Regions from separate parts of the Homo sapiens genome. Here all the other regions are linked to region 4. The links are chromatin loops, found by intact Hi-C in ENCODE. Cell type or tissue: PC-9. All regions are shown on one strand. Each heading gives the region's core, and the rest is flanking DNA. Links, peaks and the distances in the headings are about the cores only.

The links. Peaks named below come from ENCODE experiments on the same cell type or tissue, not always from the same donor. Only the 100,000 strongest peaks of a DNase experiment are listed, where the experiment ranks them.
Region 1: a loop joins it to region 4, with 7 times the contacts of the local background. A loop is called at or near these places in 12 of 110 quality-filtered maps.
Region 2: a loop joins it to region 4, with 6 times the contacts of the local background. A loop is called at or near these places in 65 of 110 quality-filtered maps.
Region 3: it touches region 4 in a loop (6-fold over the local background); 8 of 110 quality-filtered maps call a loop at or near these places.
Region 5: it touches region 4 in a loop (6-fold over the local background); 7 of 110 quality-filtered maps call a loop at or near these places.

The regions. Positions count from the first base shown.
Region 1 is chr3:194,293,939-194,300,181 of GRCh38, reverse strand. No RefSeq gene overlaps it. Among named protein-coding and RNA genes, the nearest start is that of LINC00887, 16 kb to the left of the region's middle. In PC-9, for the core only: a CTCF peak has its summit at 3,305; DNase peaks (open chromatin) are centred at 3,021 and 3,591; H3K4me3 peaks cover 1,373 bases; H3K27ac peaks cover 1,976 bases.
Region 2 is chr3:194,266,812-194,273,054 of GRCh38, reverse strand. No RefSeq gene overlaps it. Among named protein-coding and RNA genes, the nearest start is that of LINC02048, 6.8 kb to the left of the region's middle. RefSeq lists an enhancer at 1,078-2,009. In PC-9, for the core only: CTCF peaks have their summits at 2,849 and 3,048; DNase peaks (open chromatin) are centred at 1,674, 2,264 and 3,244; H3K4me3 peaks cover 1,382 bases; H3K27ac peaks cover 3,773 bases.
Region 3 is chr3:194,201,081-194,207,323 of GRCh38, reverse strand. LINC02036 (long intergenic non-protein coding RNA 2036) reads left to right here. Exons shown (of 3, transcript NR_125403.1): 2 at 2,358-2,505; 3 at 3,645-4,308. Among named protein-coding and RNA genes, the nearest start is that of LINC02037, 43 kb to the left of the region's middle. RefSeq lists an enhancer at 1,290-1,584 and a silencer at 3,007-3,236. In PC-9, for the core only: no CTCF peak of the experiment used is centred there; DNase peaks (open chromatin) are centred at 753, 1,473, 2,483, 3,693 and 1 weaker place; H3K4me3 peaks cover 3,502 bases; H3K27ac peaks cover 3,409 bases.
Region 4 is chr3:194,138,485-194,144,727 of GRCh38, reverse strand. It overlaps HES1 (hes family bHLH transcription factor 1), which reads right to left. Exons shown (of 4, transcript NM_005524.4): 4 at 5,996-6,243. Among named protein-coding and RNA genes, the nearest start is that of HES1, 5.5 kb to the right of the region's middle. RefSeq lists silencers at 2,844-3,263, 3,354-3,423 and an enhancer at 3,056-4,050. In PC-9, for the core only: no CTCF peak of the experiment used is centred there; DNase peaks (open chromatin) are centred at 2,587, 2,977, 3,287, 5,377 and 3 weaker places; H3K4me3 peaks cover 3,447 bases; H3K27ac peaks cover 4,777 bases.
Region 5 is chr3:194,209,647-194,215,889 of GRCh38, reverse strand. The region is part of intron 1 of LINC02036 (long intergenic non-protein coding RNA 2036); the gene reads left to right. Among named protein-coding and RNA genes, the nearest start is that of LINC02037, 35 kb to the left of the region's middle. RefSeq lists enhancers at 845-1,648, 2,455-3,260, 3,261-4,066, 2,222-4,319 and a silencer at 3,356-3,650. In PC-9, for the core only: no CTCF peak of the experiment used is centred there; a DNase peak (open chromatin) is centred at 2,789; H3K27ac peaks cover 1,848 bases.

The DNA.
Region 1 (6,243 bases), core at 626-5,625, 160 kb before region 4:
TCTATTTTAGTCTCAACTAGCAGTTTCTCTCACTGGTAGATCTAAGTTCTAAGACTATTCAATGGGTTCTGTTTCTTTTTTTAAGAATTAAAAAAACTGTTCCAGTTAATTCACGGTCACTATGAAAAAAATAGGCAGGACATGTAAATAAAAGATTAAAATATATACAAATCAAAGAAGGAAGTACACCCAGGCCAGTTATCAGGCAAGCTTGCCAGACATCAATCCAGCAAGAAAACGATAGTGTGCTTTGAAAATGCCAAATCCGGCCGGGCGGGCGGCTCCCGCCTGTGATCCCGGCACTTTGGGAGGCCGAGGCGGGCGGATCACGAGGTCAGGAGATCGAGACCATCCTGGCTAACACGGTGAAACCCCGTCTCTACTAAAAATACAAAAAATTAGCCGGGCGTGGTGGCGGGCGCCTGTAGTCCCAGCTACTTGGGAGGCTGAGGCAGGAGAATGGCGTGAACCCGGGAGGCGGAGCTTGCAGTGAGCCGAGATGGCACCACTGCACTCCAGCCTGGGCAACAGAGCAAGACTCTGTCTCAAAAAAAAAAAAAAAAAAAAAGAAAAAGAAAAGAAAATGCCAAATCCGGCCAGGTGCGGTGGCTCATGCCTGTAATCCCAGCATTTTGGGAGGCCAAGGCGGGTGGATCACCAGAAGTCAGGAGTTCAAGACCAGCTTGACCAACATGGAGAAACCCCGTCTCTACTAAAAATACAAAATTAGCTGGGCATGGTGACGCATGCCTGTAATCCCAGCCACTCGGGAGCCTGAGGCAGGAGAATCACTTAAACCCAGGAGGCAGAGGTTACTGTGAGCCAAGATCGTCCCATTGCACTCCAGCCTGGGCAACAAAAGTGAGACTCTGTCTCAAAAAAAAAAAAGAAAAAAGAAAGAAAAAAAGAAAATGCCAAATCCATTACTTCTTTGGGAACCTCAGGTGTAACCGCTGGTGTGCTGTGGATGACACAGCATCACTGGGATCTGGTGCCTGGTATGAGCTGTGTGAAGGAGTAGGAGTGTGCTCACCCATCCGCAGGGCCACCGTTGGTCACTGTCCTACATTTTCCCTCCTTGCTCCCAGGGCTAGTCCTGGTTAGGTGTGGGCGGCAATCTGGGGACAGCAGTCAGCTTGCTGTCTGCTCCACTCTGCAACAAACTGCCTTCCTCAGTGCCCACCCCAACGGAGAAGGAACAAATGGTCTTCTGTTTGGATGGAGGAGAGGATTTGTATCTGTTCTCAGCTGCCTGTGGGTTTGTGCTTCCCACCTGCCTGCCCAGGCCTCATCTGATGTATCAGGAGTCCTCTGGGCGGGCACCAATGAGGGCAGCCTTTCAACTAATCCGGGGTGCCACCGAGGAGCTGGAGTGCGAGCTCTTTGGCCCTATGGGAAGCTCCCCTGGGAGGCTGCACTCTTTTCTACCAGTGAATGTTCTTTCACCCACTTCCTGCGGGCGCTGGCCAGATCCTCTGTGAGCAGTGGAGCTTGGCATGGTTCAGCGTGGAGCAGCCCTCCCAGCCACCCAGGGAAATCTCTCCATTCAATTACCTCCTGGCTTCCCACGCGTGGCCCATTAGCCTTGTCTGGGGCTCTTATGCATCAGGATTTATCATTGTGCAGCACCTGCGGGGGAGCTTGCCCCAGGCTTTGAAGGTCCTTCTGCAGAGGAGCTTAGGCAGGAGCAGGGGGCGCACGGAGGAGGTTTCTCTCAGTGGAGGAGCACGTGCTATGATTTCCTAGCCTGCTGTTGACGCTCCATTGCGGTCCTCATCACTTCAGAGCACTTTCATTCTTATTTTATTTTTAAATTTTTAAAAGAGACTGGGTCTCTTTTGTTGCCCAGGCTAGAGTACCGTGCTGTGATCACAGCTCCCTGGAGGCTTAAACTCCTGGGCTCAAGCAATTCTCGTGTCTCAGCCCCCTGAGTCGCTAAGACTACAGGTGGGCATCACCATGCCTGGCTAATTGATTTTATTTTTTAGAGATGAGCTCTTGCCACGTTTCCCAGACTGTGCTTGAACTCCTGGCCTCAAGCAATCCTCCCACTTCAGCCCCAAGAGTTGCTGGGATTACAGGGGGAAGCCACCTTGTCCGGCCCAGAAGCACTTTTCAAAGCCTCTTACGTTGGATGCTGTAGGTTCCATGCGACAATGACACTAATTATGATTTAAGCAGCACCTACTAGAAAGGAGCGTGTCTCATACATTATTGATCACTCTTAAAACTGCCTAGCTCCACGTGGTGGCTCACTCCTGTAATCCCAGCTCTTTGGGAGGCTGAGGCAGGCGGATCACCTGAGGTCAGCAGTTCGAGACCAGCCTGGCCAACATGGCGAAACCCCCTTTCTCTACTAAAAATACAAAAATTAGCCAGGCGTGGAGGCGCGTGCCTGTAATCCCAGCTACTTGGGAGGCTGAGGCAGGAGAATCACTTGAACCTGGGAGACGGAGGTTGCAGTGAGCCGAGATTGCACCACTGCACTCCAGCCTGGGTGACAGAGTGAGACTCCATGTAAAAACAAACAAACAAAGAACCCCAAACTGCCTAGCTCCATTTTGTTCAACAAGAGGCTCAGAGAGTATGTTTGAGGTCACCCACGTGTGTATTTTACGTCTAAAACCTCTCCTGACCCTCGAATGACCCACTCCTGGCTGTAGTCAGTTAGGTCTGTTCAGCCGCAGGAGAGGAGGCTCACAACGGCCAGGCAGGCTCCGATCTTCTCAATGTGGTCCCTCGCTGTGGCGGCTTAGCTTAGATCTTCTCTCAAACTCAGGCCGCTAGAGGGTCCCCACCGGGAAAGGGACACGCCAGGGCGTGGGGCAGGTCTGGAGCGGCCCGGGGCCGGGTGGATCCCGGCGCTCTGCTTTTACCTGGCAGGCGGGAGCGGTCCGGCGGGGCGTGGGCGCAGCGGGGGCCCGGGGCTGGAGGGGAGGGGACGGAGGGGGCAGGAGGGGGAGGGCCGGGAGGAGCCAGCAAGCTGGCGGCGGCGGCGGCCTTGAGCCACTGGCTGGGGCTGGTTGTGGCCGAGGCTGTGGCGAGAGGCGGGGCCGCTGGTGTGGCCAACGAGCCCGTAATGAAGCCCGGCGCCTGAGTCCCCTTTGTTCCCGGGGAACTACTTAAAAAGCCCCCTCCTCAGTCCCCGTGCGGGGCGAATGAGGACAATGGCCGGAGTCGCAGTGGGCAGAGCGGAACGCCCCCTTCAGAGAGGCCTTTCCAGCCGCGCGGCCCGGGGGACTGCAGGCGGGGCGCGCGCTGCCCTTCGAGGCCAAGAGGCCAACGGTGAAACAACAAAGATTTTTTTTTTCTTTCTTTTTTCTTTTTTTTTTAGAAAGAAATCTCGCCATTGCCGGGAATGGGTAAATCACTCAGGCCGCGTGGGTCCTTGGCAGATGGCAGAGGCGGCTTCCCAGTCCCCCACCTGGCACTAGAGGGACGGGGCGCGCACCCAACGGTGGCACGCATCGCCGAATTTTCCTGAATGCCGCTGTGGCACATTCCTGGCCTTTGCAGTTATTAGGAAATGAGAGGATCTTTTTTCCTTCTACTCTCCCCTCCCCCTGCCTTCGTTTTTCTTCCAGGCATGGAATTATCTACTTTAGCAGTTCAAAAGACATTCCATTCCCATGACAAAGACAGAAAGGGGTGATGTTGGCATACTGTAGCCCTCTTTCTCATAGGGAGACTTGAGCAATAAATCATAATGAATGAGAATTTAAAATAGCATTTATTTAACCTTTAATAGTACACCTTGCTGATTTTCAAAGCGTCACCAACAGCTTTGTTTTTCACATTCCCCAGCAAGGGTCCAACTCAAACTTTGAGCAGACAGTAGCGAATTTTATTCCTCTCATATATTCCTAAAAAAAAATGGGTTGAGGGGATTCGTGTTCCGCTCCCTCTCAGCTCTTAAATGTCTTAAGTCTATCACTGAACAAAGACTGACAGAAGATTTTAAAATAGAATGCAAAACTATCATCACAGCAAATATCTACTTACATCTTTTTTTTTTTTTTTTAGATGGAGTCTCGCTTTGTCGCCCAGGCTGGAGTGCAGTGATGCGGTCTCGGCTCACTGAAGCCTCCTCTTTCCGAAGCCTACGCCTCCCAGGTGCAAGCGATTCTCCTGCCTCAACCTCCCAAGTAGCTGGGATTACAGGCGTCCGCCACCACACCCGGCTACTTTTTTTTTTTTTTTTTTGAAACGGAGTCCCGCTCTGTCGACCAGGCTGAATGGAGTGCAGTGCCGCGCTCACTGCAAGCTCCGTCTCCCGGGTTCACGCCATTCTCCTGCCTCAGCCTCCCGAGTAGCTGGCACTACAGGCGCCCGCCACCACGCCTGGCTAATTTTTTTTTTTTTTTTGTATTTTTAGTAGAGACGAGGTTTCAGCATGTTAGCCAGGATGGTCTCGACCTCCTGACCTCGGGATCCGCCCGCCTTGGCCTCCCAAAGTGCTGGGATTACAGGCGTGAGCCACTGTGCCCGGCCCTTTTTTTTTTTTTTAAAGTAGAGACGAGGTTTTGGCATGTTGGCCAGGCCAGTCTCCAACTCCTGACCTCAGGTGATCTGCCCGCCTCAGCCTCCCAAAGTGCTGAGATTACAGGCCTGAGCCACTGTTCACGACCCCACGCCCAGCTCTACTTATATCTTCTATTTAGCACTCTTCTTTCTGGCTTGGAACCCACCTATCTCTTTTCCAGAGGCAATGATATACACAGGTATCCACCTTAGCTCACCCAAGACGGGCTCACACCAGTGAATGCCAGAGTATCTGGAAGTGGTTGATCAAAAACATTCTCAATAATGGGTAATCCAGCAGGAGACACCAACCTCGACAAAAATGAAAGGTCAGGGGGATTTTCCCCCAAAAGAACGGAATATTCTAAAAGTTTGAACACCTTTTAACAGTCTTGGGCTTTCATCCCTGTGTGTGTTGCAATTTACAGTTGTGCTTGAGGATGGGAGAATATCCTAGGTCATTGTTTTCAGTAAGGGTCATTTTTAGCTTCTCAGAATGTGACTCTGGTATGTTCCATTGCACAGGTATTTTTCACAGTTCCCTAGGCCTGACTGGTCTGAGAGTATTTAAGGCTGCCCCAGAGAGGAGCCCCTAGCCAGGCGATTCCCGGCTTGTGCAGGAATCGCAGTGGAAGGACAATGGGCCAATTACTAGCAAAGCCTGCGGTCTCCCTGGGAGAGGTTAAGGAGGAGAGCACATGGCCTTTAAGCTACCGTGTCATCTGTTCTGGGGCTTAATCAAGTTATCATATCACCCCAGTGTCTCCCGGCTTCTATCCATCGATTTGAATGAAGACAAAAATTTGCAGACAAATTTCTAGCAGCAGGAAGTTGGTGCTCTCCTGTGAGGCTGGATGAAAAGCACCTGTAACCTTGCCGGCCTCCATCTAGCTCCTGCTGGGAGCTGCTTCAGGCAGCAGCCTGCTGGATTCAGAGCCTGCCTGTCAGTGGAAGCTGGGCTCGGGGGAGGATGCTAGTATGTGTTTCAAGAGAATGGCCTGGAGCAGGCTCAGCTGTGGCTAGGACGGCACAATGTGGCCAGCTACTGGGGAATGGGTAGGTGGACACTGTCACCTTCCTTTTGATATTGACCTGGAGTCATATTTAAGTTAAGACAGAGCTGGCGTGCAACAATCCTCATGATGGTTTGAAGGGAAACTGTTTCTGTCTCTGGAGGGAGGGTAAGAGTCAAGGAGCTCTCCCACACTGCCATGAAGGCCAGACCTCTACTCCTCTCTGAGCTGGTTTCCTTCTCGGTGAAGCTCAAGCATGTAGTAATTTGCATCTAATCTGCAGGGTGGAAGAGAAAGGAAGTTTGATGTAGTAGATTGAGCATTGTTTGGGAGTCATAAGACATGTTCTAGACCTAGCTCTACAACTTGGGTAAGTGGCTTAGCCGCTTTTTTTCTTGGTTATTTCGCGTATAAGATGGGGATAATGATCCAGGCTGTTGCCTACTTCACAGGTTATGAACCAAGGAGATGAAAGATGCTGATCAGTCAATGAAAAAAATTTAAAAACCACATTACTAGTGCCTCTAAAGCCCTGCCAGCATCTATGCCCTGTGATTCAACATCACAAAGAGGGCTAGGAGAAGAAGAAAGTTATTAATTGGCATTACTATAAAAGCATTCCATCCTGAGAAGAGGTTCATCACTGAATGTGAATTTCATAGTCATTAGCAGAAAAAGCCAGAGGGTATGAGTTCAACACTCTGAGGTG
Region 2 (6,243 bases), core at 383-5,382, 130 kb before region 4:
ATAACCTCACAGCCCGCGGTGAACAGAGAAGCCTGGAATCTCCAGGAAGTGGGAGGATCCTCTGATATCCTTAACTCGTGATCTCCTTTCCAGAATCACCTCCCCACAACCATGTGTGTCCAATCTAGCACGGACACTTCTAGTGACCGGAGGTGTGCCGGCCAAGGATCAGTCCGTCCTCTGTTGGAAAGTTCCTATAGCAGTCAAAATCTGCCCTCCATAGACGTTTGCTCTAGGGCCCTCATCAGACCCTTTGGGGTCAGATAGAGTCCAATCCCTTCTTGTAGGACTGCCCTTGGCTATTGGAAGATAGTTCTCACCATCAGGGTTGAACCACCTGACACGGTTCTCCTGCACCTGGTTTTGACCCCCTTCCCCATTCTATCCAAGCTCCATTTACTTTCCTAGAAACATGGTTCCCTCGGTTTGCTCTGAGTAGCCCACAGGGAGAGCGGGACAGGAGAGTGCCTCGCTTCCTCTGAGCGGTGGGCAGTTCTCTCCATTAAGTAAGAGAATGAGAGGTGAGCTCCAGGCCCCCTACAGCTCCCTACTGGGGCTCTGCTCGGGGTCATCCACTTGTCCTGCCCTCGGGTGGGCAGACACCAACTCTGTCAACCACAACGGGCCTGGCCGGGCTGCTCGTTGGGCCTCCAGGGATGCCTGAGGACAGCTCCAATCTGCGGGCCAGTGACTTACACCCTCCCTGGCCTTCATTTCTCCTCATATGTGAAATTGAATTATGAAACCAGGTCAATAAGATTTTATGAAACCCTAGTAGGGAGAGGCTGGGCGTGGTGGCTCATGCCTGTAATCCCAGCACTTTAGGAGGCCGAGGCGGGCAGATACCTGAGGTTAGGAGTTCGAGACCAGCCTGGCCAACATGTTGAAACCCTGTCTCTACAAAAATACAAAAAATTAGCCGGGCATGGTGGCGGGTGCCTGTAATCCTAGCTACTCGGGAGGCTGAGGCAGGAGAATCATTTGAACTTGGGAGGGGGAGGTTGCAGTGAGCCAAGATCACACCATTGCACTCCAGCCTGGGAGACAAAGTGAGACTCCGTCTCAAAAAAAAGAAAAAAAAAAAAGTAGGGAGAAGTTCTCGTGGGAGTATCATGGCTTCGGTACTCTCACAGCTGCCTGACACCATAAGACTGAGCAACTAGGAAGGGGCACAGCGGAGGTTACTGCCCCACGGCGCAGCTGAAAAAACAGGCTCAGGGGATGAAATGACTCGCCATGGTCCCACGGGTGGATGGCAGCACTGCCCAGGAACTGGAACCCAATGCTGTTTTGAGGCCAAATTAGTGCTTTTCCCATGCCCTTGAGCAGCTCAGCCTCGTTGAGGGGGAAAGGATGAGACATGCTCAGGGTGCACCCACCAAACGATGCCTCTGTGTGTCCTGGGGCACAGGCTGGCACGGCTCAGAGCTCAGCCTGCATGCCCGCTCCCCTTGATGCTGTACTGTTTAGTTTATGAAGCCACAGGCGAGGGAGAGAGAGCAGCGTGATGGCCCCTCCTGCTGCAGCTCTCTGGCCTGGATACCAGGGACGGGGTGTGCCCACCCAGCCTGGGCCTGGAGGGGGCTGAGCCAGGGCGGCGGGTGACTGCTCGGCCATACTCCTCAGTGCCCGGAAGCCTGAGGGCACGAGGACTGGCTGTCTTCCCAGAAAACACAGATCACTGTCTGCCTGTTCTGTCCTTGAGCTCAGGCCCAGCTCTGTCCCATGACAGGATCCAGGAGGCGGGTGGCGGGTGGCAGGCCCTCCCCTCTATCCCAGGGAAGAGAGCAGGCTCCAAGGCCTGGGAGAGCCTCCAAGCCAGGGTCTCCAAGCCAGGCCTCTGGGGCCTGTCCCCAGGACCTGGGGCTCCCTGGGGGCTGCTTGTGGCTGCATTCAGTGCAGGAGGCCAGCCTCTGGAGAGCTCAAAGGAAGGACTTTGTTTTCAGGGAAGAAGGCAGGGCAAGGGTCACCTCCCCCTCCTTAATGAGTGACTGGCTCCAAAATGGCTTCTCTCCAATTGGTCTTTGCCAGGGCAGGGGTGACAGAGTCTGCTCTCAAGGGGGCAGCCTGAAGACCTCTGCGGGTTCTGTTGACAGGGCAGGAGCCGTGCCTCGCCACCCCCACCCAAGCATCTGAGCTGCCCCGGGCCTCTGCACAGCTTGACTCTGATGGAGGTAGCTCCAGGATGAGACTTGCTGAACCCCGGATCCGGCCACAAAGCGCAGAGCGCCTTTTCCTCCTGTAGAGCAGTGGGGTCAGGCCTGCGGTTGGAAGGGAAGGCTGATCCTGAGATGGGTGGAGCTTGAAGAAGCAGGATGATCCGGCAGGAAAGGAGCGAGCCAGTCAACACACCCTGGGGCACTAGGCTCTAGCGACCCAGGGCAATGAAATGAAGCAGTCCTCTTGTCAAGGTGGTGTCAGGCTTGTGTGAGGGGTGGAGGCGGAAAGGGGTGGGCAATGGGTGAGAAGGTGGCCATTTCTTCCTCTATGCCAGTTTTCAAAGTGGTGCCCTGGGCACGGCACGGTGGCTCACACCTGTAATCCCAGCACTTTGGGAGGCCGAGGTGGGTGGATCATCTGATGTCAGGAGCTCGACACCACCCTGGCTAACATAGTGAAACCCCGTCTCACTAAAAATACAAAAAAAAAAAAAAGAGCCGGGCGTGGTGGCGGGCGCCTGTAATCCCAGCTACTCGGGAGTCTGAGGCAGGAGAATCGCTTGAACCCCGGAGGTGGAGCTTGCAGTGAGCCGAGATGGCACCACTGCACTCCAGCCTGGGCCACAAGAGTGAAGCTCCATCTCAACAAAACAAAACAAAAAACAAAAACAAAAACAAAAACAAAGTGGTGCCCCGGAAGAAACCTACAAGAAGTCAAATGAAAGGCCCTGCTTCCAGTCCCAGCCCTGCCATAGCCTCACGGCCAGAGACGGACTCAGTGCTCTTCTCTGTGAAATGGGTGTTAGAACCGTGTCTCCTGAAAAGCCACCAAGTGTCTGGGGGAACTGGATGTGGGAGGGCTTTTTCGGCTGTGGGGGGCTCTATGGTGAGATGGAGGTGTGATCCTCTAGCAGGCCTGGTGGAGGCGCTCGGTCCTGGTGCCGGGAGGAGCTTCCTTCCCCACTAGCAGGAGCAGTCGGCACCGCCAGGGATGGATTCTCCGCGTGGCTGGATGGGAGGGCAAAGCCGGCTCGTGCTCCCCGTCTTCCCGCCCTCCCCCATCCTAGCAAGACCTTCTTCGTCCCCCGGTGCTGGCGGAATTTCAGAGGGCCTGGCTGCCAGGAAGGGTGGGGCTGCCAGACACGGCCGAGCCGCAGGGTGACCCGGCCAGTCCCGGAAACTCTCCAAACCTTGGACCTCAGCCGCACATCCGGCAACGCTGAGGGGTGGTGGCAGGGCCCGCCGGGGGACTGAGGGCGTGTGGGATGCCTCCAAGGTCAGGTCACTGGAGATTTCCAACATGAGAAAGGAAGAGCTGCGTTTTATCCTATGTGAGGATCAGAAGGCTTCTCAGGGTTGACGGAAGTAGTGGGGCGGCCTTCCCAAATGCTTTCCTACTCCCAGGTGCTACCTTAGGACTGAACGTGTATCCTAGACTCATTAATTCAACAAGAAACAGCCCAGACTTGTTGAAGAGTGTTCACTTTGTGCCCGGCACCATGCTAAGCTTGTTACTTACACAAATCTTTCAAGAACTCAATGAGATGAGAACATTATGCCCATTTCATAGATGAGAAAACAGAGAATCTTTCAAGAACTCAATGAGATGAGATTATGATGATGCCCATTTCATAGATGAGAAAACTGAGGCTCGGGGGACAAGAATCACTTGCCCAAGGTCACGTAAACACTAATTGTAGGAGTCTGGATTCACACCCAGGCAGGTTTGGGTGATTCCAAACTTTATGTCCTTAACTTTCCTGGAAGGCAGGACCCATAGTTTACTCAACCCTGCAGAATGCATAGTAGCCAGTGAAGATGTACTGAATGGGGCCTGCTGCATTTTTAGGGGACTGACTCTCTCCCATTATAGACTGATGAAAGGACATGAAATGCATGCCAGAACTTAGCTCAGTGGCTGGCACGTAGCAGAAGCCAAGGTGCAGCTTTCCTCCCTCTTACCTGGTGCATCTGTGCTCCTGAATAACACTGTCAGCCTCTCCTTCGGTCCCTGTTTGGGTAAAGCTGTTAACAGTCCCAGTCAGGGCTGGGTGCGGTGGAAGGCCGAGGTGGGTGGATCACCTGAGGTCAGGAGTTCGAGATCAGCCTGGCCAACATGGCGAAACCCCATCTCTACTAAAAATACAAAAATCAGCTGGTCACGGTGGCACATGCTTGTAATCCCAGCTACTCGGGAGGCTGAGGCAAGAGATCCCTTGAACCTGGGGGTTGGAGGTTGCAGTGAGCCGAGATCACACCACTGCACTCCAGCCTGGGCAACAGAGCAAGACTCCCATCTAAAAAAAAAAAAAAAAAAAAGGAGAGAGAAAAAAGTCTCAGTCAGAACCCATCAGCCTGAGGGAGTGAGAGGCCTTAGGGGTGGGTGGGAGAGGAGAAGGCAGAGTCTGTGGCTCTCTCTCCTGCATCCCACATGGCCTGGGTTTGGGAGTGGAGAGCAAAGACACCTGCTTCCTTTGCTGAGGTCGCTGAGGAAGCCCCTCCTCTCCTGCCTTGATGGAGGTGACGCGGACCTGGCCCTCCTCTCCTGCCTTGATGGAGGTGACGCGGACCTGGCCCTCCTCTCCTGCCTTGATGGAGGTGATGCGGACCTGGCCCTCCTCTCCTGCCTTGATGGAGGTGACGTGGACCTGGAAGCTTGGCCCGCGCAGAGCCCTGAGAGGCTGAGTCACACGGTCTGGCCCATGGACGTGAGAGGCACCGACACTGCGTCATAGCGTCGGAGGAGGCCAGGCCTGGTGGGGCCTCGTGCAGCTGAGCGTGAGAAGAAAGGGGCCTGTGGGAGGACAGCTGGGGCCGGCTCCAGGCCCCCTGGTCCCCACACAGAGCCAAGGCTGCACTTGGGCGGCCTCCGCACGCACAGGCCAACACAGACCTGATCTTCCTTCCTGGAACCTCCTTCCTGGCCCTGCCTCTCTGACCGTCAATGCGGTGTTGAGATTGAACTGTCCCATACTTCTGTCATTTTAACCCTCTCTGGGCTGGGCCTCAACAAGTTCACTGTGACACGGAGACAGGCAGAGTCCAGGTAGAAAACATAATTCGTTCTGGAGACCTTAATAGAGGGGAACTGCTTGGAAAGGTACTGAAAGATGAAAGTGCAAACATGGGGAAAGGTGACCTAGAGAGCACAGGACAGGGAGACGCCACCATTCCTGGGCTGCGGACAGAGAGAGGAGGTGGTGTTTTCAGAACCCAGTGAGAGCTAAAACCGTGGGCGAGATTCCCTGGCAGGAGCTGGGACCCCAGAGGAGGAGCAGTCAGATAAAGGGAGACAGCTTCCTCCCTCTTCCTCCTCACAGTCTCCTGGCAGTGGGAGATGGGGACCTTGGCAAATGTAGCTTGCAGGGGTGGGTCCCCTGTGACGAAAGAGAGCAGAGGGAGGGCAGGGCGTGGATCTGAGGCCAAACAAGCACAGGAGCTACCTAGTCGTCAGCTAGTCAGACCTTCACAAAAGACCTGAGGCAGGAGAATTGCTTGAACCCGAGGGTGGAGGTTGCAGTGAGCCAAAATTTCACCACTTCACTCCAGTCTAGGCAACAGAGTGACACTCCAGTCTCAAAAAAAAAAAAAAAAAAAAAAAAAAAAAAAAAAAAAAAGAAAAGAAAAAGAAAAAAGTCCCAGGGGGAAAAAAAATGTCGCATCCCTCCAACGGGGCGATCCAGAGGACTAGCCCCTGAAAAGTCAACTTGCCTCTGGAGATATTCCCAAATCCTCTATGGGTGATTGCAATTTGTGGTAACGTCCAAACATTTTCTCTGTCCAGAGTGAGGCAGGGAAAGAGGATAATTTTTGGAGGATTATCTGTTTTCTGTGCGTTTCTCAAAAGATAGGGGAACTTCTGGTGCTTAAACAAACACCAGGTATTCTGTTATAACATAACATCAGTCTTCAAGGATGAAGGACCTGAGGCCAGCAGTGAGACAGACTGACAGGCATGGGACGAGGGGGTGCTGGACTTGGAACCCAGAGCCTGAGGATGTCCCAGCTCAGACTATTCACTCCTCTTGGAGCCTCGGGCTCTGCATCTTTCAAAGGGGACTCTGCGTTTTTCAGCGTTCTGTAG
Region 3 (6,243 bases), core at 609-5,608, 63 kb before region 4:
AATACTACTCAGCAACAAAAATGAGCAAACAACATGGATGAATCTCAAGAGCGTCCTCTAAATAAAAGGAACCAGACACAAAAGAGTACATACTGTATTATCCCATTTAAATGTAGTTCTAAAAACAGACAAAACTAATTGAGAGTGATAGAAATCAGAACAGCGATTGCCAGCTAGGGACAGTGGCTCATGCCTGGAATCTCAGCACTTTGGAAGGCTGAGGTGGGAGGATTGCTTAAGGCCAGTAGTTAGAGACCGCATCCCTACAAAAAATAGCAACAAACTAGTTGGTGTGGTGGTGCACACCTATAGTCCTAGCTACTTGGGAGGCTGAGGCAGGAGGATCACTTGACCCCAGGAATTCCAGGTTGCAGTTAGCTATGATCCTGATATTGCACTTCAGCCTGGGGAACAGAGTGAGAATCCATCTCTTAAAAAAAAAAAAAAAAGAACAATAATTGCCTAGGAGGTGGAGTGGGATGTGATGGGCTGACTGGAAAGAAGGCACAAGGGAACTTTCAGGGGTGGTAGAAATTTTCTATATCTTGACTGGGGTGGTGGATACAAAACTTACTGTATGTTAAATTAACCCTCACATTTTAAAAACTCACGTTATTTGGAGCTGAGGTTTACCAGCCTCTCAATGGCCGGCTGTCTCCTGGATCAGACACCAGGAGAGGCAGCTGTGATTTGTGCAGCTGTGGCCACGCTACTGATTTCCTCACATCCGCAGGGGCGGCCCCAGCACGTGGCCCATTTTTCATCCAGTCACTTTGCTGGCACTTGGCGAACGCCTGTCTCTCCCTGGGCTCTGTCCCGGGACCCACAGCAAACTCTCATCCTTCTTCCCGTTGGCACTTCTTCAGCTCCCAAGTCCTCTCTGTGTTTTCTCTTCTCCAGGCAAATCCCTGGGTTTTCCATCCATGCTTCACTGGATGCAGTTTCCAAACCCTTCTTCCTTGTAGTTTCTCTCCCCTGGATATGCTCCAGCTGCCCAGGGCCCATTTCAAGAATTTCTTGAACACTTTTGCTGATGAACTTGACTTCTGCCTTCAAAGCGATTTTAACGAGAGGAGGTAGACTGTGAGCCTTTGTCTAGCCCATCAGTTTACATTTTATTTTTTCAAATAGCGAAGAGACATGAAAATGTGGTGGGAATTCCACAAAGGCCCCTGCAAATGACTGACATACATTTAGGCAGACAATGTCTTTGTGCAGTTCCCGGGGCTGATGCATTAATAGATATAATTTGTAGGCTCCCAAGGAGAGGTTAAAGAGGAGAGCACAGGTTCCTTTGAGTCGAGTTGGTGCTCCCGTGTCATCTGTCCCCAGACTTAATCAAGTTATCATATCAACCCAGTGTTTCCTGGACCCCAGCTCTCTGTCTGAATGAGGAAAAAATTTGCAGACAAATTTCTAGCAGCAGGAAGTTGGTGCTCTCCTGCAAGGCTGGATAAAAACTACGTGTAACCTCTCAAGGCCTCCCTCCCGCTCCTGCTGGGAGTTCAGTTCAAGTGGTTCCCTTATTTGATTACGCCTCTCAGGCCTTCTCTGGTGTAGGTATCCAATCCACTGCTGTGCCCACCGGCTCCCCACGAGGCAGCAAACATTAGAGTCACTCTTTTGTGAAATTATGGGGAGGCTGAGTGGGCCAAGCACTTGTGTGTGTGTGTGCATATGTGTGTGCATGTACGCCTGTGTGTGAGGAGACACACAGATGTGTATAAAGAGAGGAATGCCGTCTGTTAGCAACTGTGGCATTGATTTATAATCACTTCCTGTAGTCACAGAATGACTGAGTGGCGTCTTTCAATTCTCACGATTAAAAAAAAAAAGAGATGGTGAAAAAAAATCCTAAGTGCTAAATATCTATGTATTATGTATTATTATTCTTAAGAGCTTGCAAAAGCCTTATAACATGTATGATTTACAATTAATGGGCCTAATTCTTCCAATACAGATTTCTTCCTTCCATGACTATATAATTCAAGTTATACTGCTAAATATTTTATAATGAGAGTACAAATTATGATGGCCTTTGTAACTGTTTTCATGGGAGCATTTATTATTGGGCTGATGTTGATGGGTTAGTAGATTTGTGCATATCCGTCTCTCTTATCCATTGCTTTATGAGTGGACAAGAAGTGTGGGAATGCGTGCTGTGAACATGTGGTCACTCTAGACTTTTCTCAAAAATATAAAAGACATACATTTATTTCCCTGCACAATCACACACACAAAAAAGAAAGAAATAAAGAAAAGGTAAAAAATCTTTGCAAGGCAATGTTTTGTATTCATTTTCAGGCAATGTCAACGTAATCGAGGAAAATAATAGCCACATCTTTTTTCATCTGCAGGTGCGGAAGACCTACTTAAAACCTGAGAGTCTCGAATAGGAGAGGCGCTTTCAGATCAGCCCGAGTCTTCTGCAGCGCACAGGAGCTAGTCGTACTGAAAAGAATGAAGTTGGACTTGTCCAGGCGAGTTTCGGACAGTGCTGGGCTGGTAAGAAACGGAGTTACCATTCATCTATTCATTCCCAGAAAAAAAGGGAAATACACCCTCCCGAACTCAAGATGCCCATTGATTTATCCCCTTTAGCTGGCAAGACACTCAAGCCCCAATGTCTTCGGGCTCATAAGCGTTTTTATTGAGAGAAGAGCGTCCCTCCCAGGTTCCCACAGGGGCTTGGAAGTCAGGGGAGCCGGGAGGGGCGGCGGGGGCCGGGGCAAGAAGCGGGACGGCTTTTATTTTGCGCCATAAAGGGCTGCACAGTGTCTGCTGGAATCTCAGCAGTTAAAGAGACCCCTCTGCACAAAGGGGCGCTCCGGCCGTAATCGGGAAATAAATTTGATTTTCTGAATTCTTTGGCAGCTGGTGACAAAGGGCCAGGTAGCGCCGCGGCGGGGGTGATCCTTGCAGAAGGCGGCGCGCGGCGGGGCGTGCGCGCCGGAGGGACAAAGGCGGCCGCGCCGCCGCGCCACAAAGGCAGGCCCGGGCCAGGGGGCTCCGCGCCGCGGATCATCTACCCCCGGGGCCGGGTCGGCTGCTGTGGGCGGCGTGGGGCAGAGACACGCCCGCGCCGGAGTCCCCGAGCCTCCGAGACCCCGGGCCCGGGCCGCGTCTCGGGCTTTCCCCGCCCGGTCGTCGGCTCCAGCGCCGCCCCCGCGGCTGCCTTCGCTGCTGCCCTCGCTGTCAGGGACCGAGGCCAGGAGACCGCCTGGCACTTCGCCCTGTCCCAAACCTGGGACTCCAGGGGCCTCCTGCTGGGGCCGCGAGCATCAGACTTTCAGAGCTGAAATCACTTCATCAAGAAATGCCAGTTAACCCTTGCCCAGTTCAGCCTCTTGCTGGGGTTTTGGAGGGGTCACCAGGGATGCCCCTGGGAAGTTTACCCAAATCCCCCTGGCTCAATGAACCGAGACTGCCCCCTTGCCTTTGTTCATCAGGTTATATTTTGTCATTTAATGCGTCTTACATGCCTGTCCTTTAAGTTCTTCTTCGGCAGAGGTGGATCGTCCTTTAATGACAAAGCAGGTGTTGGGGGGACGGGTACCCGGGAGGAAATGACGCCACCTACTAAGTCTCTAAGGGCAGGAATTCATCATTCAAAAGCACTAAGCGCTGCTCTCCTCACTCCCCAGCCCTGCTCTGATCTCCTGGGTGTCTTCACCTCCTCTGGTTCCTAAGTCGGCTGCTGCACCAGCACCCATCAAACTCTCCTGGAAGAGGAAGTGACAGCTCACCGGTAGCCTAGAAGGCCCCTGTGGGCAGAAGCATGGACTTACTCCTCCTCATGGAGATGCGGCTGAGCCATATTTCCTTGGCACCTCTCTGGAACCTTCGACAACCACCACCTCAGACACTAACCAGACTTTAGGTCCATTCCTTTCATGGCTAAAATGAGACAGTCCACAATGTTGATTTTATTTGTAGGGGATGTCAGGATTCCAGAAAAGCAGACTTGGAAAGCAACAAAACGTTAACTTGCAGCTCACTGAGGCCCTTACACTTGTTCTGGGCACCTCTGTATGTTAAAAGAAGTCCAATATCTTTAGCTGCTGGTTATAGGTGGCCATATGTTTCTGCACAGAAATGGGGCTCCCCTTGCTAGACTAATTTTCTAATTTTTCCTCAAGCTTCATTGATTCATATTCTTCTACTTGACCCTGACTGTCAGGACCAACAACACCAAATAACACCAAAGTCTCTTGCTCCTGTCCTCAGAACCTCTCAGAGGCATCCTCTGCCCTGTTGGAGCCATTTTATTTCAGGTTGATCCTTAATTAAATTCAGCGAGATGCAGGACCTGTGTGTGTGAGTGTGGATCTTGTGTGTGAATGTGGACCTGTGTGTGTGAACGTGGGCCTGTGTGAGTGTGGGCCTGTGTGTGAGAGTGGACCTGTGTGTGTGAGTGTGGGCCTGTGTGTGAGTGTGGATGTGTGTGTGTGAGTGTGGGCCTGTGTGTGTGAGTGTGGACCTGTGTGTGTGAGTGTGGGCCTGTGTGTGAGTGTGCAACTGTGTGTGTGTGAATGTGGATCTGTATGTGAACATGGACCTGTGTGTGTGTGTGTGGACCTGTGTGTGTGAATGTGGATCTGTATGTGAACGTGGACCTGTGTGTGTGTGTGTGGACCTGTGTGTGTGAATGTGGATCTGTATGTGTGAATGTGGACCTGTGTGTGTGAGCATGGTATTTACAATCAGCAGGAAGAAGCCTGGAAATGAGTCCTGATTAAATGAGAATCTAAATACAGAACAAGTACCCTAGGAGTTCTAGAAAGATGAATAATTCTCAACCCAGCATAGTAACAGCAGCTTACAATATGTTTGTGTATGTCATAATGGAGTGGTTTCTGTTACATGTGTAATGCTGGTATCATAAGAAGAGTATTGTCATGCTCACAGGATGTCAGGTACAGAAGGTTATAACTGCTTTGTTGTGTTACTTATCTACTGCTGCATAACAAATTACCACAAACTTCGTACTTTTAAACAGCACATTTATTATTTCACAGTTCCTGTGGGTCAGGAGTCCAGGCACAGTTTAGCTGATTCCTCTGTTTTAGATTCTCTTACGGTGCTTTAATCCGGGAGTCAGTCAGGGCTGGGGATCTTATCTGCAGCTTGACCGGGGAAGGTTCTGCTTCCAAAATCATGTGGTTGTTGACAGAATTCAGTTCCTTGAGGGTTGTTGGCCTGAGGGCCTCAGCTTCTTGTGGGCCCTCAGCCAGAGGCCACCCTCAGTTCTTCTCCAGGACCTCTCTCTATGGCAGCTTACTCCATCAAAGCCAGCAAGGGAGACAGTTGACAGCAAAAGTCGGCTAGTAAGATGGGTGTTCAAGTCCGCTGGAATATATTAATATCATGACACTGACGTCCACCACCATCGCCATATTCTGTTGGTTAGAAACAAGTCACAGGTGCCACCCACACTGGAGGGAAGGGATCCCACAAGGGTGGGTACACCAGGGAGCATGGACCATGGAGCCTCCTGGGAGTCTGTCTCCCATATTCACTTCACCCACAAGTAAACTGAGTCCCCAAATTGGGGTGTGCCCTGGCCACAATCTCAGTGAGTTAGTTTAGTGGCTAGACTCAAATCTAGGACAATTATTCTAAGTCTTGTGCTCTTTCCTCTGTAACATGCCTCCATAATACAAGTTTCAAATAGGTGAAGCCTTTGGTTCTGAAAAGCAGCGCCTAGCTCTACCCAGCAGTCTTTGCTGCTCAGGTTAACTGCCACCCCAACCATGAAGTCACTGCGGTCCTTCACTGAGGAACTCAAGGAACCTCTGCATCCTGGGCCCCATAAAATATTCCTAAACCAAAATGGTGGAAAAAATCCCTTTTCCAGATCAATTAAATCAACAAATTTTAAGAACCTGAGGATTTGCTTAGTCTCCCACCCCCACCCTCTTAACAAGTGAGAAACCCGAGGTCTAGAAGTGAGAAATGATTTACTCAAGCTCACAATGATGACAAAGCCTCATTCTCTTTCTTTTTTACAAATTTCAAGCAATCGCAGAGAATGGATTGGCTTGCATAGCCAAGCACAGGAAGGGCCGACGAATGGGACACCTGGAGCCAGGACTCAGAGGCCCTCAGGGCCACCTCTGTCCCATCTCTCCCTGCAGGCTGAAGTTTTCAGTCTCCAGCTGACACTGAGACCCCAGCGTCTGAGACCAAAAGGAAAACAATCAAATAAGCAACAGTTCTGATCCCAACAGGCCAAGTTGCCTC
Region 4 (6,243 bases), core at 625-5,624:
AACAGATATTTAAAACTCAGATTTTCCACTAATTCAGATTGACATTCTTCTTTAGCCAGACTAGTCCAGTTAGCCTATTTAATTCAGTAAATGTACTAGTGGAAAAACTCTAGCTAGTTGGGGAAATATATATATTTTTTTTCTTTATTTTTTCCCCCATAGAGATGTCGGTCTCACTATGTTGCCCAGACTGGTCTTGAACCCCTGGTGCAAGCAATCTTCTGTCTTTGCCTCTGAAAGTGCTGGGATTACAGGTGTGAGCCACTGCACCTGGCCCAGTTGGGGAAGTATATTTCTTAAATAGAGAGAGTCCCGAGAACCAACAGATCACATTCTCTTTTCAGAAAAGAAGTGAGCAAGTGAAAAGGATTGGGGGAAATTTTTTTAGGATGAAGAGAGAAAGTGGTATTTTTAACTCTTGCTGCTCGATATCATAGCAAAGGATAAGGTCTTGGTAGCACATATGTGAGCAAATCCTGGCAGATGCAGTCTGCCTTCGATGTACTTTGCAGTAGCTATGATTCTCACTAACATGGCAGCTCTCCAGGAAACTGATACGTAGGCTATTTTCTGGTGAACTACGATGCCTGTCCTTCAGGTCTCAGTCCCCATATCTTTAACTGCAGATGAAAATACTTGTCTGTCGCCGGGCGCGGTGGCTCACGCCTGTAATCCCAGCACTTTGGGAGGCCAATGTGGGTGGATCATGAGGTCAGGAGATTGAGACCATCCTGGCTAACACGGTGAAACCCTGTCATTACTAAAAATACAAAAAAAAAAAAAAATTAGCCGGGTGCCTGTAGTCCCAGCTCCTCAGGAGGCTGAGGCAGGAGAATGGTGTGAACCCGGAAGGCAGAGCTTGCAGTGAGCCAAGATAGTGCCACTGCACTCCAGCCTGGGCGACAGAGTGAGACTCCGTCTCAAAAAAAAACAAAAAAACAAAAAACTTGTCTGTAACAATCCTGCCAGGGCCTTGGCTGTAAGGTCTGAAATACGCCTGATATACATTGCTAGAGCCACAGAGCATGTGTCAAACTGTAAAGGCACACAGAAGCACACTGAGGACAGGGAATCACAGACTGGAGTTGAAAGCACTTCAGAGGCTTCCTGGCCTAACGTTCTCATTGTGCTGGCACAGAGATCGAAGCCCAGAGACGTAAGGGGACTTGGCCAGCATCTCACAGGTAGCAGTCCAACTGGATCAGGCCTCAGATTTCCTGACTCGCAGTCCAGTTTCTTGACCACATCTAGGTAATTATGCTCATGCAGAAGATGTTAGTATTGTAAAATAATTACCCTTGAAATTAACCATTTGAGAATCACCTTTCTTAGGTGGAATTTGACTAATTATTTACTATGCCAGTAATTTCTATGAATGATCACAAGGATTAATCATATTTGGAGAACCAAAAAAGTTACCTGTTGTGACGTGCAATCTTTTTTTGTACCATCACTGTGCATGACTCTTTCCTTATGGCACTTAACACAGCAATTTGTTGTTGTTCTTGGTTTTTTTTTTTTTTTTTTTTTTTTTTTGAGATGGAGTCTCGCTCTGTCACCCAGGCTGGAGTGCAGTGGCACAATCTTGGCTCACTGCAAGCTCCGCCTCCCAGGTTCACGCCATTCTCCTGCCTTAGCCTCCCCAGCAGCTGGGACTGCAGGCGCATGCCGCCAAGCCCGGCTAATTTTTGTATTTTTAGTAGAAACGGGGTTTCACCATGTTAGCCAAGATGGTCTCGATCTCCTGACCTTGTGATCCACCCGCCTTGGCCTCCCAAAGTGCTGGGATTACAGGCGTGAGCCACCGCGCCCAGCAGTGCTGTTCTTGTGTGGAAGCTGTCTTGTCTACCAGATAGCTTTATAGTTACAGAGACCATGCCTTTCTTCTCCCTTTATTCCCATAGTGCCTGGTTCAATAATTATCAAATGAATGCATGAAATTCAGAAACTAAGGAAGAAGCAGTGGTCCTTTCACCTAGGGCCTGGTGCAATTACAAGCAGATCCTGCCATCGCTGGGCAAAGGCCGGGACTGGCTTTCTTGTCTGGTGAACGTCCCTCACTGTGGTTAAGAATCCGAAGAGCTGACAGCACTATTCTAAATGCTTTAAGTGCATGTACTCATTTCATCTTCTCAACCCTGTGAAGCACTACCCTGACGAGCCCTAAGTTACAAATGAGATACAGAGTTACAAAATTGAGGCAGGGAGTTCAGTAATTTCCCTCGGGCTCAAAACCTAAGCCAAGCCGCCAGGAGCCAGACCACGTGCTTCTAACCCCTGGGCTGTATTGCATTTAAGCCAACCACTGCGGCAGGGCTTATCCCTCTTTTTCTTTTTTTGACCTCTAAGCCAATTTGTATATTTGAAAACTTAGATACCACACCATGGTAAACATACTGACATCTCCCCAGACTGGACGTATATATGTTCATCTCCGCGTTTTCCCTCACCCTTCTGCTTCTAACCCTTCCTGTTGAACTCATCTTTCACCTCTCGGCTTCAAGTGCCAACTCTGAAAAACCTCCCCGGCCTGGTTTCCTCTCATCAGAATTAATCTCTCTGTTCTAGGTGCCCTTTGTTTAAACTTCAGTTTTGGCACTTAGCACATCAAACCTGGGATGAGTCACGAGGGTGTTTGTGGATCTCCCCGGCTACACAGGGAGCTCGGTGCGGCGGAGGCTGGTGGGAATTGGGCCTGCTGAGCACTCAGTAGGCGCTCAGGGTTTTCAGAAATGAGGATTTTTTTTTTAGGCGTCCAGGGTTGCTGTCTGGTGGCAAGGTCTTTTTTGGGACGGCTCTGTGGGCTGGGATGGCCTCACCCCGCCGCTCTGCCCACTCCTGCCCCGGCGTGGCCTGCCGCCTGGCAGGGCTCTGCGGGCCGCGAGGGCCTCTAGTGCCCCGGCCCTGGCCTCGGCCCAGTTTCCCCAGCTACTAAATGCGGCCCGGAGCTACCGGGGGAACTGGAAAAACACTGGCAGGCGGCCCCACCCCCAGGCCCGGCGGGGCCGCGCGGCCGCCTTCCTGCGGCCTAGGCCTGCTGCTTGGGAGGCGCTGGGGCCCGGGGCGGGGGAAGCGGGGGCGGCGGCCTGCCTGTCAGCGGGAGCGGGCGCGGGCTCGTGTGTCAGCGCCGCCCGCCCGCCCGCCCGCCGGGCCTCCCGGCCTCCCGCCGCCGCCGCCGCCGCCGCCCGCTCCCCCCGCGGCCTGGCAGGCTGCCGGCTGCACAGGCGGGGGTTCGCGCCGTTCTCACGACCTCTCAGGTTGCCTGAGCTCATCTGGGAGCTATTCATTTCCTGCCAGAAAGCAGCCGGGCCTGCTAAGCGAACCACCTTGGCCGCAGGGCCGCCAGGGCTGGCCCGGCGTGGCCGCCCTGGCCGGCTCCCGCCCGGGCGGAGGGCCCCGGGCGGCCTCCCTGGAACCCCCGGGCCGCCCCGGCGGGCGCGCGGCGGGGGCAGCCCGTCCGCCCATCTGGTTGCACTTAGGAGCCGGGGAGGAAGCTAGGAGCGGGTTGTTACCGGCCAACGGGTGTGGGAAAAGTTAATTGACTTTAATGACAGGTTTCCCGGGACGGTGGTGACGACGAGGGGGTCCAACGAAACCCCAGGGTCCCCATTCCAGAAACGCGTGGGGTGGGACGGGGCGCGAGGAGGGGCGAGCCTCCGGAGTCGCGCTTCTGCGCTTGGAGAGGGCTCTCGTGTTGACCGAAGAGCACCCCCACCCCCTTCCAGTTCGGCGCCTTTCCCGCTCCGGATGCTGCTGGAGACGGCGGGGGGCCGGGGCCCCGGAAGGGCTCCATTGAGAGGCTAATGCGCGCGGCAGCCGGGGCCCGCGGCCCGCATCCGGACGCAGTTTGGAGTCGTGCCTTATCTCCCCGAGCGATCAGCACTGCTGGGGGCCGGCGAGAGGGGCTGCTGGTGTGCCCGAGGCCGTATAATTAGGCCAGGCCTGAGGGACCCCCAGGGAGGCAACATCATTGAAGTCGTTTTTGAAGTTTCGCCTCTCCCTCAGCTACTTACTCCAGAAACAGCCAAAGTGCAGGAGGGTACAGCGTCTTAGAAATAAGTCCATTCATTTTCCAGACTTGGAAATGACCCAGAGAAGGGAAATGACTTATCCAAGGTGACACAGTGAATTTGGTGGCATAGCTGGGCAGGAACTGGAAAGTGCCCTTTCCGGTTTGGAGCCTAGTGGGGTCTCCACCTTCTCCCCTTACTGTAACAAAGAAAAAATCCTCGTGGAATAGTCTAAACCTAGCTTTCAGGGGGAAAAAAAGTGCTCTTTTCAAATCACCAATTAAAAAAAAGAAAAAAACGTATTTGTGTTTTTCCTTTGATTTAGTCCCCTCCCTAGGAAGATATCTATGTACTTTCGGTGATATTAATACAAATGCACTTTTAAAATTGTTCCCCTTCAACATAGGGACATTGAATTTTCAACTGGTGTTGAGATTTTTTTTTCCTGTGAATTTTAAAGACATCGATGTAAAAGGAATTCCTTGTGTAAAAATAAGACATTGAGGTCTGATTTTTTCTACCAGGACTGTTAAGGGGCTCCTAGTGGACCCAGAGGACAGGCTTACCAAATGAAACACTGGTGCTTGAGTTGGGTGTCTTAATGGACGATTGTTATTTTGTTTGTGTTTCAACAGGAGGGAAAACGTGGAAAAATGATAAGGGTGTGTGTGTGTTTCTTTGGCGGAAGGTGTGTTGGACACCTTTCATGTACACAAAGTAAGGCAGGTAGGAGACAAATTCAAAAAGGTCTCTTTTAAATCTCTCCCTCTGGGGTGGAAGCTGGGTCCGAAGGTATCTTGAGTGGAAAACTGCTGTCTCCCCGATCATTCCTATGATAGAGCCGCTCTCCACACTGGCCTGTGGGAAAGGCCAGAGCAGGGCGGGGGAGAGGTAAAGCTTTTGAAACAAGACAGAAAATCGTTGGCTTTATCTTTGTTAGGAAAGCTTCAAAGATTGATCTCTCCCGCCTCATCCTTCTCCTCCCAGAAGCCGGTCTAAGAAAAGGGGGGTTAGAGGAGGCTGGCGGGAGGGGCCGGGGGGGAGGAGGACTGGCCGGCGGTGGGGGAGGAGGGCGCGCCCGCCAGACCCACAGCGCGGCTGATGTGTCTGGTCTCGCAGGGCTCGTGGTTTTCATTTCCCCAACACCTGGATGCAGTCAAACACCTGGCCAAATCTGACAAAATCTGACAAGCCTTTGTGATGGGATTTGGAAGAAATTCCCTGCAGATCCTGGCACAGTTTAAAGCTGTCCGCTTTGAGTTAGGACTTGTTAAGGAGGGTTATGTGAGCTGAAACCCGAGACAACCCTTTTGCTTCTATCTGGAGCCCACATCTTGCCTGGAAATGGGGCATGACCAAGCGAAGGGGTCGCTTGCTGTTTGTATTAAAAGGGGAAGATGGCCTGTGTGCCTGCCAGCACAGCCCCCACATGCTTTCTCTATTAGAGCCAAGCACAGAAACTTATCAAAAACACATGTCTGGTGTTAATCATCTGGGCTCGGCCTCCACTTGGGAGTCTAACTAACTGTCCCTTGGCAGAAGGAATCTGTTGACCTTTTCAGCTTGCTTTAAGAGGGTGCGGAGAGGAAACTTTTGGGTGCTAGGGAACGTCTTATTTGAACCAAAGGATTGGCTAATTAATGAAGACCCCAAGTCTTGAAGGAGGCGCAGCAGTTGGAAGTGTTTTTGCTTTGGATGCTGGTGAGCTACCCTGAGAGGAGAGCTGCAGGAACCACCCTTAACGTGCAATGGGCAATAGGATTGGATCCATTAGCTTCGTGAATTTAGTCCTGTTCAATCTTCCTCAGGAGGAGCTAGAAGAACAAGGGCTGCAGACTTACCCGACTGCAACTTAAAAACATTTTTTTTGGAAATCCTTTAAGAGACTGACCACAAGTTTATCAGGGAAGCCTTACCAGATGGCTGCTTGTAAAGTAAATGGAATTTAGTCTTTTTAGTTCATGGAGGATTGGTGAAAAGTTTGATGGATTTTTACAAATGTTCTTTTAATAACAAAAGAGTCAATTCCTGAATTACCAATTACATGTAATTCAAATTCCACCAAAAGCCTTTTTACATATTCTGGAAGAATCAGTTCGAAGACATAAAAGCCTTTACTTTTTTCTTTTATTATATTTTCTCAAATAAACTTCCCCAAAGGAAGATATTTTAAGAGCATTTTCAAACATCTTTGGCATCACATAAAAAAGAAATCTCGTGTAAAAAACGAAAT
Region 5 (6,243 bases), core at 575-5,574, 71 kb before region 4:
TATTTCATAGTGGAGGCTTTATAAATGTGTCTGAATCAAGTATAAGAACAATCCTGGGTGGGAGCTACTATTTTTCTCTTCTTTAGATTGTGGAAAGTGAGGCTCAGAGTAGTTACTAATGTGGTCTGTAAGTACAGCAGCTGGTGTTCAAACTGGGTCTGGTTCAGGCTCACTTTTGAATCTTGTCTATCTCGCTAGACAGGACCAGGATTATCTCCCCAGCGTTCTACCACCTTCTCTGGCTTTCACGCTGTCAATGTTTGTGATACCAATTCCTCACGCTCCCTCCCTTTCACAGCTGCATCCACTCAAGACATTGCCCCTCCCCTCACCTGTGAACTTCCTTAACCTCTTGCTCCACCTCTCAACGACCCACAGAAGGGTCAGAGCATCCCAGGTATGCTTCAATTATGACTTGGCCTGACAGCCTCCCAAGGACGTTGTTAACCCTTTGACAACAAACACAATGTCTTACTTTGCAATCAAATTCATCAATGACTTTTGAATTTGAGTTTCTGTGTTTACCAAAGTTACACATCCACATAATTTGGAGAGTCAAATAGTCCACAAATGTTGTCCCTAATATGCTTGTGTTTCTGTTTTGATTTTTTAGTTTTAAGCATTAAATCTTGAATTCCCACCATGAAAGATGAGTTTAGCTTTTTCTTCTTGTGCCGTGGCCTCCCCTCATATACACACTCTTTCACTCCATATCCTCCCACTGTTATTATATACTAGTATCGCTTGTTCATCATTCTTTGTTTCCATATGAAAATATAAACTAGGTTTATAACTGTGCCCTGAAGTACAGTGTGATTGCCTTTACTTTCCTGGAGTTAGTAACTGTCTTATTTTTCCATTTGTTTTGTTTTTTATTATTGTTGGTTTTTGTTTGTTTGTTTTGAAATGGAGTCTTACTATGTTGCCCAGGCTGGAGTGCAGTGGCTTGATTTCGGCTCACTGCAACCTCTGCCTCCTGGGTTCAAGCAATTCTCCTGCCTCAGCCTCCCTAGTAACTGGGATTACAGGTGCCCACCCCCATGCCTGGCTAATTTTTGTATTTTTAATAGAGGTGGGGTTCCACCAAGTTGGCCAGGTTGGTTTTGAACTCCTGGCCTCAAGTGATCCACCCACCTCAGCCTCCCAAAGTGCTGAGATTACAGGCGTGAGTCCATTTGTTTTGTTTTCATTGTATTAAGTAATAATAAAGGTTCAAACTCTGCCAAAGTTCTAAATCTCCTCCTTGGTGATGTAGATGATCAGGTCTCCTATCGAATTTGTCTTTCTGCTGAAGCCTGTCCCAGGGCTGCGCCCTGCAGCATGTGGGCCAGCTGCCCTCCCTATGCACTGGGCATGTAGCCTTCCTCTGGAGAACCCTGCAGCCTCCCAGGCATTGCCTTCACCATCCTTCTGTGTTGGAGCTCCTGGCTTCCAAAGCCCTCGCCTTCCTCCTTCTTGGTTTACCTTCTTATTTGTGAGGAGCTCATTTTCCAGTAATGTCACAAGAAAGGGGCATATGGCCTTGTTTTTAAAATCTGGGTATCCCCAGCATGCTCAACAGATGTTTGCTAAATTAATGAAAGAATAAAAGCAGAAAGGACAACAAGGAAACATCAGCAGAGATAGATGGCATGATCACACATTGAGATTAAAAGGAAACAACACATTCTGATAATCTGATGTTTAGATAATTGACCTAAGCTTTTAATTTATGATTGACATCAGCAATAATAAAAGTTCATGAGAACACCTGGATTTAGAGAACTCATCTTTTCAAATGGCAGTCTGGCATAGGAAAGAATATCGGCCGTGAATGAGTTATTTAACCTTGCTGTGTCTTGGCTTCTTTGTTCATAAAAATAGGAATGCTAGCCGGGCACGGTGGCTCACGGCTGTAATTCTAGCACTTTGGGAAGCCAAGGCGGACGGATCACAAGGTCAGGAGTTCGAGACCAGCCTGGCCAACATGGTGAATCTCCGTCTCTACTAAAAATGCAAAAATTTGCCGGGCATGGTGGTGGGCACCTGTAATCCCAGCTACTCAGGAGACTGAGGCAGGAGAATCGCTTGAACCTGGAGGCAGAGGTTGCAGTGAGCTGTGATCGCGCCATTGCACTCCAGCCTGCGTGACAGGGAGACTCTCATCTTAAAAAAAAAAAAAATAGGGATGATAAGGTCTACTTATCAGGAAAACTGTTGCACTGGGTAAGAACTAAGGGTGGCTGAGCCCTTTCACAAGTCATCTTATGAAAATGACATTTAAATGGAATCAATTATATGCAAAATGGCACAGAGTTTAGCCTTTTGTAGCACTTGACAAATGGGATTGACTTCCCTTCTTTCTCCGCTTAAGAGTGCAGGACCTCTGAATTGCCAACTGTAACAGTTATTGATTATGTTGAAAAGGGTTATAAAAAGCTTAGTTTGGGATTCAGATGTGGTAGTGTGATAGTGGTGAGATGCCTTGTTTTAATCTTGACTCTCACCGTGATTTGTTATGTGTCCTCGGGCAAGTATCCTTCCTTTCTGAGCCTCTGGGCTTTCTTTGGGAAAATGCGGGGCTGGGCGGCTGGGGACTGAGGTCTGACTCTGTCAGGCTGTACCTTATTCTGTGAGTTGCCCTTCCAGAACCCAACAGACTCCACCCAGCTGCTGTGAGCACGGTTTGCCTTCAAAGTAGATGCTATCTCTGTCCCTGGCACCGGCCTTCTTAAGGCCCGGGGGCCCGAGGTTGACATCCTGTGAGGTCGCCTGGGAAGAAGCCCACATTACATTCTTCTGCAATGTAATGCAAAACAGATCCGGCCTAGGCTCCAGCCAGCACCAGGGAAGTGGACTTCATTGTAAAAGCCACCTTGTCAGCGTCAGGCCTGGGTGATTAATGACTCTTTAATCTCACAGCAGAATACCTGACAAAATACGCCTGGGCCAAAAAGGCAGAACAAACCTAATTAGCCTAGTTGACCCACTCACAAGGTGTGGGTTGCTAAGGATCCCAACAGCTTCGAAAGGAAGCCTCTCCCTGCCTGTCCCTTTTAGGTCTGTGAAAGAATCAAGTGGTCACAATGGGGAAGGGACTCCATTAAAAGGAGGGGGCTGGCCAATGAATAAACATGCAGGTTACCGTGTTGATATTTCGCTGAATGCTGTTCTGAAGTGGGGTGTTTGGGGCCTCGGAGGCCGGCGCCCCTGTATTGTGCTGGGGGAGGGACTGGCCATTTGAAGTCAAGGTGAGGACATACTGGGGCAGATGGAACCTGCTTTGTTTGTGAAAGAGTTTTTCTGCTATTTATGCTAATGAGTGGGAAACACTTCTAGAGCATTTCAGATGATTCTGTAATGAGGCCCGGCAGAATGTGCCAACATTGTTGGCCCAGGACAATTTCAAACTCCCACTCGCCACATTAGCAGCCCTTCTTTACATGAAGGCCCTTGGAGGGTGAAAGAGGACAATGCAGGAAGAGTGAAAACATCACAAAGAGGGGCTTTTGTTTCGCCTTCCTTTGAACCCTCTCAAAAGCCCAGTTTCAAGGGGTGTGTTGGGCCTGCCTTTCAACGTTACTGAACCCAGAATCCCCTGTTGTTTAGCAACATAGAAAGCTGACCTTAATTGACTCCACTTCTGAGCAGGCTTTGTAAATCACTCTGCCCCGGAGTGGAATTTCCTGATGGTGTCCGTGTGTGATATATAACGTTTGTACACAGGATACCAACGTGCCAATGCAATATACATGCCTTCATGTGTGCACAGTGATTTACAGCTTACAGCTCACTTTTACATGCATTCTCTCACAAGGACCCTACCTCTGGGTTAGGAATCATTATTCCCATTTTACCGATAAGAGAATTGAGACTCAGAGAAGTTAGGTGGCCTGCCCAGAGTCACCCATCAAGAAGGAATCAGAGCTGTGTCTGGAAGTTAGGTTTCCCTGACGCTCTGTTTCACTGCAGTTGTTCCAGGGGTTGTATTAAATAGACTGTGTAAATGTGTATTCGAGAGAGATGTCTTGAGCAATTAGTTTCTTTAAAGCATTGTTTTGTGGGTAAAGAAGAACATCGCTAGGTTATAACAACATTTTGGATTTCCCCTTTAATTTCTGGTCATAATAGCATTTTCTTGACAAGACTGCTTCCACTGCACTCTAGCTGTGCCTGGAGGATTTCTACTGTCCCCTTTCCCTTCCTTCCTCATCCTCAAGTCACGCAGCTATAGGCACGAGGCTCTCAGGTAGGGCAGTGCTGGGAGTTCCAGCTTCCCTCTGGGATTATGCTTCACGGAGCCTCATCAATTCTAGGGATATTGTGAGGAAGGTGCTCCACCCTGGAATTCGTCTAGAAGTTCAGCCTGGGGCCTGAGAGACACATCTGTACTCTTAAAGCCTCTAGACTAGGAATACTCTGTGCTGACTTTGCCATGTGACCGTGAAGTTCTGTTATAGAGGACTCTATGCTGAGAAGGGTCACGTGCTTGGCTTAATGCTCTTCTGTCACTGTCTTGACATTCTTGATAATTTCATCTTTGAACTTCTTTTTTGTAAGTGAAGCCCAGTGAGACAGTGGAGGAGAGGGGTCATGCCACTGCAGTTCCTCGCTATGCCATTCATACAGAGCATTCTCCATGCTCAGGAGTCCAGGAGTCCAGTGGGCCCATGATGCCCAGGAGCTCGTCGAGACTCAGGGAGGTAAGCACACTCTGCCCACACCTGAGTAAGCGGGCCCCTAGGGCCCTTAGAAGCCATGCACTCCTTGCAAACCAGTACAAAAGAATACAAAAGAGCCAGGCGCGGTGGCTCATGCCTGTAATCCCAGCACTTTGGGAGGCTGAGATGGGTGGATCGCCTGAGGTCAGGAGTTTGAGACCAGCCTGGCCAACATAGTGAAACCCCATCTCTACTAAAAATACAAAAAGTTAGCTGGGTGTGGTGGTGGGCGCCTGTAATCCCAGCTACTTGAGAGGCTGAGGCAGGAGAATCACTTGAACCCAGGAGGTGGGGGTTGCAATGAGCCGAGATCACACCATTGCACTCCAGCCTGGGCAACAAGAGCAAAACTCTGTCTCAAAAACAAAACAAAACAAAAAAAAAGATTACAAAAAAAGACAGTGGCAGTCTAAGAAAAACACAATTGACCAAATAATCCCATCATATCCTTTCTTACTCACCTTATGTCCTTGTGTTAGCAAAACAGATCCATTGAAAATGACACGAGAAGGAACGAGAGAGCAAGGATGATCCATAGCTCCCTGCCCTTTCATTCAGCCTCATCATAAGCCAAAGGTACAGAGGGCTGGGAAATGTGTGTGTATTACCAAGAGAAATGAAAACAGCGGGGTTAGTTTTGTATAGCACTTTCACTGTTCTGGTAAGAATATATATATATACATGTATACACACATACATACATACATATATAGGCTACAAAATAAAAATTCTGCAATTTTGGTGATTCTGCGTAGGAGTTAAATGTTCTTATATTTGCATTTAAAACTGGCACTATTCAAATTAAAGAGGAATTGTAAAACTCATGCTAATAATTTAAAATGTGAATTTTTCTTTACTTAGGAAGACACTAAATAGTAAATAAAATCCACAAATTATATAGCTAACCCTGTTTCTGGCAGAAGACCTATTGAAATGCGTATCATATGTTTGAAAAAAATTCTGTGATCACAGATCTTACAATCAGCCCTAAAAGAGCTACTGTGTCAATGCCGTCCTCGAGTTTTCTTGGGTTCTGTGTGGGACCATCACATGGCGCTATGTTGCTCTTTGGGCAAAGGGTGGTGGGTGGAGATCACAGTGGCCCTATTAGCTATGTGATCATGGACAAGCCTCTGCCTTCTCAATCTGCAGCAGGGAGGTAGCATATATCTTGTCATTTATCAGGATTTCCTGTAAAAGTACGCATATAAAGGTGTTTTGGAAAATGTAAAATGTTGTGTATGTATCAAGTATAATTTTTATTACTATTAAAAAACTACAAAGCAGGAACCATGAACATTGCTGTCTTTATTCCCTCTGATTTGTAAATTCCTGCCAAGTTTGCATAAATCCAAATTCATTTTTTTCTTTTAAACAAATTTGTCAACAACCATTTGGATGGTAATATGAAAATTCAATATATTCACAACTTTCTTTCACTTTGCAGTAATATACATCAGTGTTTTTAAAGGCTATAGGGATGAAGTTTTACTCTAAAGTTGTTTATACAGTTTTCTATGATTAAACAGTTGTCAAACCTGTG